Linked DNA regions of Mus musculus: region 2 is linked to region 1. A link is a loop called in an ENCODE intact Hi-C map of the cell type or tissue named here. Cell type or tissue: gastrocnemius. All regions are shown on one strand. Each heading gives the region's core, and the rest is flanking DNA. Links, peaks and the distances in the headings are about the cores only.

What was found. A loop is a pair of places that touch in the nucleus more often than their neighbours do. Peaks named below come from ENCODE experiments on the same cell type or tissue, not always from the same donor. Only the 100,000 strongest peaks of a DNase experiment are listed, where the experiment ranks them.
Region 2: it touches region 1 in a loop (4-fold over the local background); 9 of 42 quality-filtered maps call a loop at or near these places.

Annotation. Positions count from the first base shown.
Region 1 is chr14:32,120,634-32,123,552 of GRCm38, forward strand. No RefSeq gene overlaps it. Among named protein-coding and RNA genes, the nearest start is that of Msmb, 20 kb to the right of the region's middle. In gastrocnemius, for the core only: a CTCF peak has its summit at 1,506 (motif pointing right); a DNase peak (open chromatin) is centred at 1,496.
Region 2 is chr14:32,191,263-32,194,181 of GRCm38, forward strand. It overlaps Timm23 (translocase of inner mitochondrial membrane 23), which reads right to left. Exons shown (of 7, transcript NM_016897.3): 3 at 2,592-2,685; 4 at 2,141-2,225; 5 at 80-138. It overlaps LOC115488402 (a small nucleolar RNA gene), which reads right to left and starts at 788; the gene lies at 592-788. In gastrocnemius, for the core only: a CTCF peak has its summit at 1,370 (motif pointing left); a DNase peak (open chromatin) is centred at 1,362; H3K27ac peaks cover 919 bases.

The sequences.
Region 1 (2,919 bases), core at 102-2,601:
GCTGGTACCTAGCATTAGTTTCCAAGTTACCCCCCCCCCCCCAATAAAATCCAAGCCTAGCTCCACTTTCTACGCTAACCCCAAGACCCCATGTCTCCAGGTTCACCTCCCCCAACAAATCCAGAGTTTCCAGATTATTCCCCCAACAAGGCCTGTGTCTAAGTCCAATTTCCAGGTCCCCCCCCCAAACAAATCTGTACCCCCAGGTTACAAACCTGCCACTGCCTAACCACCAGTGCAGAGGGAAGCAGAAGTTAAATTTGACTCCCAGTGCTAAAGTGGTGCTCCAATTAGATGCTTGCCAGGCTGGAAACACTTTCTATAAAACTTTGCCCCATACGTGTTGGGGGCTCCATGAAAACTGCCCTGCAGGTCGAATTACGGATACCAGAGAGACTTCAGTATTGAGTACAGACAGTTTGCCTCTGCATTCCCTGCCCCCTGCCCACCAGAAGCTCCCATCCTCCCTCCAGTCCACGGCAAGCATGATATGCAGACAGTTGATTTCTGTGCTGCAGCCTCCTGCAGCAAGCCCAGGGCTCCCTCCCCCTTCACTGGCGTTAGAATGACACTACCCATAAAACTCCTTCTTAATGAAGACATTCTGAGGAGACAGCTTGAGACATCCTCCCTGCCTTTGTGTCTCCCAAAACCAACCTTCCTTCTGATAAGCAGCAAAAGTCTCCAGGTGCCTGTTCCTGAGACCTTAGAGAAATAACAAGCTCAAGGGAGATCAGAGGTCCAGTCACAGAGAGTTACAACTGGCCATAAAATTAGCCTCCAAACAGACACCCACTAACCCCCCACTCCCACTTCAGTACCATTCCACCAAATGATTACAGCCCTCTACTCCCCTTTTTCTGTGGACATCCATGGGATTCCTGCTGACTATACTGTATATAAACCCAGTGTTTTCTGGACTCAGGGTTGCTTGCTAGCATTCACGTGGTGAGTGCGAGGCAGGCGATCTGAGTTTGAACTTGAAACAATAAAAGACTCTTTTGCGAGTTGCAGCAGACTTGGCAATTCTTGGGCTCATCTAGGTTTCCTGTGGACTCAGGGCACAGCACAAGCTCAGTGAATAAATGTCCATATGCAATTGCATCAGCTTGGCTCCTGACTCGTCTTTCAGGGTTCACAAAGGTTGCATGCCACAACAATGCAATATACGTTCTCTTACATTTTCCAACAAGTGTTTTGTGTATGAATGATAAAAGTGAATAAAATTGACCCCTTGATATTGGGTGTGAGGGGCTCACTTGTAACTTATGTTTTCAAAATGTGTCATTTTCATCTAGCTTAATTTGACTTATCTAGGTGAGTGAAGAACCCAGACAGAGGGTGGGGACCACTGCATGCTTAGAGGCTTGTAGAGCCCTGCAGAGGCTTTTCCCTGGGTGTGAGCAGAAACCCCAGACTGCCAGAATGGCAATGAGGCTGGACTCAGGACTCTGCCCAGGAGGTGTGTGGCCCCTGTCAATACAAGGTCTCCACTAGGTGGCAGACTCACTATGGACGCCTCAGGAATGACACCGTGCTTGTCACCTTAGGTCCTCAAATACTAAATGATGTCATAAACTTCAATAACAAAATGAGCCTTCAAAACTCCAGGTGGGGCTGGGTTTGGAATCAGATTCAGTCTCAACTTGGAAGCCTGTGACTGTAGAATATATATTTAACCTTGTCCGACCTCAGGAGTGTTTGTTTGTTTGTGTGTGTGTTTGTTTAATTTTATGAGCCAGGTATCAGCACCTAAAGAAGGCTTTAGTCCCAGCACTAGTGAAGTAGAAGTAAGTAGATCTTTACAAGTTCAAGGCCAGCCTGGTGTAAATACTGAGTTCTGAGTCTGTCAAAGCTATAGTGAGACCCTGCCTCAAAGACAAAACAAACAATAACTCTGCGTGCGTGCGTGCGTGCGTGCGTGCGTGCGTGCGTGCGTGTGTGTGTGTGCCTGAGGGTGTCAAATCCCTTAGAACTGGAGTTACAGACAATTGTGACTCCTTGTGGGAACAAAGAATTTAACATGGATCCTCTGGGAAAGCAGGCAGCGCTCCGAATCACCAAGCTATCTCTCCAGCCCTGGTTCCTGTCACCTTTTAAGGTGATAATACCCAGATCAAAGGGTTTTGAGAATTAAATAAGAGAATACATTAAAAAGCAAGAGGTCCAGCCGGGCGTGGTGGTGCACGCCTTTAATCCCAGCACTCGGGAGGCAGAGGCAGGCAGATTTCTGAGTTTGAGGCCAGCCTGGTCTACAAAGTGAGTTCCAGGACAGCCAGGGCTACACAGAGAAACCCTGTCTCAAAAAAAAAAAAAAAAAAAAAAAAAAAAAAAAAAAGCCAAAGGTCCTGCAAGACAACTCAGCCTATAAAAGCTCTTGCCACCAATTCTGAATTTGATTGATCTCAAGGATCCACAAGGTAGCAGGAGAGAATCAACTTCGGCAAATTGTCTTCTGACCTCCACGTGTAAATGCCATGCAATCAATTTGCTAATCAATAAATGTAAAAAGTTTAATTTTTTTTTCATTTGTTGAGACAGGGTTTCTGTGTGTAGCCCTGGCTGTCCTGGAACTCACTCTGTAGCCCAGGCTGACCTTGAATTCAGAAACTGCCTGCCTCTGCCTCCCTAGTGCTGGGATTAAAGGCGTGCGCCACCACTGCACAGCTAAAAATTTTTTCATTTATGTGTTTGTATCTGTGTGAGTATATGCTACATGTATTCAGGTACTTCCTGAGGGCAGAAGAGGGCATTAGGTCCCCCGAAGCTGAAGTTAAATCTGTGGGTGCTGGGAACTGAAGCTCAGTCCTGCAAAAGCAGCAAGGACTCTTAACTAAGCTTCCAGCCCTCCAGCCTTACTAGATTTTTAATTAAAAGATGATCAGGCAGCCGGGCGTGGTGGCGCACGCCTTTAATCCC
Region 2 (2,919 bases), core at 157-2,656, 71 kb after region 1:
ACTAAAGTATGAAGTGAAACTGGGCTACACGAGGCATTGTCTCAACACAAAAGATTAATCGAACAAGATTTATACTTACCCAGGGAGCCTAGAGTATTAGCCCAAAGTGCTCCTTGCCTAGTCACCATATTCAAAATCCTACCAGGGAAGAATGAGAGAGAGAGAAAAATGTATTTAGGGTCACTGCTTCTCTAGTAATCTTATAAGCCATAGCTATAGCTATTTAAAATATATAGGCCCACGCCTAAATGATTTTTGGAACTTCAAGGTACACCTTAATACCACCCCAGATTTTAATAAATAAGGTTGTTACTTTATATAAGTGAGGTTTATGATAGTAAAGGCACAAAATTATTTAGGACAGATTAAATACAAAGGCTTTAAACAGCAGCCTGAAATGTATTTACAAACTGATGATCTGTGTTAAAACAATGTCACTGTACCTGTGACAGAGTGGTTTGACATTCTTTGGGAAAGGGAATACATTTCAGAATACTAAGTAGGGCCAATGGAAAGGACATGGGTGTTAGAGTGCAAAGCAGAACTGAAGAGAAAGGAAGAGCTGCCTTTACTAGAGCACACGGAGAAAGCACTGTCTGCTCCCATACTAGAACTAAGCAGTCAAAGCGAATGCTTAGCACACTCTCAAGGAAGCAAAGTTTGGTCTTACACCAGAGTCACAGCCCACCAGAACGGTGACCCAGCAACCAGGTGAAGAGCACACATTACTCTCCCAGCAGTGTAACACCATCACAGGAATGTGTCTGGGATGGCTGACTACTACTGGGTAACACACTAAGAACTTGGTAGAGCTCTCTGGGGACGGTCTGTCGGCACACTTCACTTCCGTTTGTGAGCCTTTATCTACTGCTCACATTTTATCACCTGCCACTTTCCCACAACTCTGCAAGGCAGAAAGTAGACAAAGTTTTTACTCAAGATCACAAAATATTAAGTGGTTAAACTACAATTCTCGAGTTAAACACAACATGTTTGGCTATAAATTCTACCCCTTTCCAATTATTAAATGCTGCTTCTCAATATGGGAAGATGAGAAGATTATGTTGCTATTGTTTTCAAAAATGGAATATAGCATTTTGTTTAAGAGACTTCCCACTTCTAAATTCATTATAAATATTGGTTGGGGATTTGTTTCAAAATGATACAATAGAAGAAACTGGGTGACTGGCCAAGGCTGAGGGTTGTTGTAGAAGAATTAGGGTTCACAGGTATTTATTACAGTATTTTAGCTTCTCATACTACAAAATCTGCATTGTCAACAAAGGAGTTCATGCAGTAACAGCAACAGAAAAACCTGGCAAGCCTCTAAGGTTTCCTAAGGCCAACTCCAGCACGCCTGCTGCCACCTTCTGGCAGGACGATACATTCACAATTCAGAGATTAAGAATGCTTCTGGGCAGATGGCTCACTGGGTAAGTGGGATAGCTCCTGAGAAAGGACACTTTAGGCTGACCTTTGGCCTTCATATGCACCCGCTCATGTGGACATCTGCACACTTGCACATACATATATAATAATGATCTTGGAATTGTAGAAATTCCAGTTAAGGGGCTGGTGAGATGGCTCAGTGGTTAAGAGCACCAACTGCTCTTCAAAGGTCCCGAGTTCAACCACATGCAACCACATAGTAGCTCACAAAATCTGATACCCTTTTCTAGAATGACTGAAGACAGCTACAGTGCACTTACATATAATAAATAAATAAATCTTTAAAAAAAGAAATTCTAGTTGAGTGTTTCTGCCCCTCCCCATTTAAGCATGTCAGCAAGAAGCTAATAGATCTAGCTTCTATCATCAAGTTCTGAGTCCTACAGGCCCAAGAACAATCAAAAATCCCTATTAGTAACTCAACAATTTAAAAATATAAATTTGCCATATAAATTTGGAGAGCACATGTAAACCAAAAAAATCAGATTGGGGTTGTACCAGTTAAATGAAGACACTAACCAAAATCTACACCCCTGCAAAGCTAGGACACAGTAACTTGGTTCCTTATGCTTTGAAACCAAAACCATATATTAAAAGAGAGAGAGGTGGTGGTGGGGGTTGTTAATTATCTAAGCACTTTATTAACACCAGACCCCAAAGCAGTGGTTACTATGCAAGCATCTAGACTTACTGTACATTTCTTGGTTTGGACCAGGCCATGCTCTGGGTTTCCTTCAATCCTAAACGAAGACCGTTCATTGCCCCGAATGCGGCCCCTGGTGGCAAATCATAACAATTAAAAAAAAAAAAAAAGCTTTTTATTAAAAATAATTCTGGTTGCTTTTTTATATAATGAGAAATGCAATACAAGCTTTAAAAACGAAAAGAATATCCTAGTTACTTTTCACTTTAAGCACCATTAACGACTTGGATTTAAGGACATTACAAATAAAAATATTGGGGCTGGAGAGATGGCTCAGCGGTTAGATGGCTCCTTCAGAGGTTGTGCTTTCAATTCCCACAACCACATGGTGGCTCACAACCATCTGTAATGGGATCTGATGCCCTCTTATGGTGGGTTGAAAGACAGCGACAGTGTTCTCATACATAAAATAAAATAAATCTAAAAATAAAAATTGTACCTGTCATGCAACATCCTCCAATGGTAAAGAAAGCTAGTTCAAATCTGCCTCGGGTTTTATTAGCTCCAGTTGGCAAAATAAATTCATCAGTATCCTAAGGGTCAAAAAGGAAAACCAAGATGAGTGCTCCCTGAAGACCCAGGCAGCTGTATTTTTTTCCTATTTTTCTCTTTTAGTTTTGAGACAGTATCTCATTATTTAGTCTAGGCTGGTCTGGAACTCACAATTATCCTGCCTCAGTTTCCCAAGTACTTGGATTACAGGTCAAATTTTCAAAGTAGTTTGGAAATAAGTAAACAACCAAATTAATACAAACTCAGATATCAAA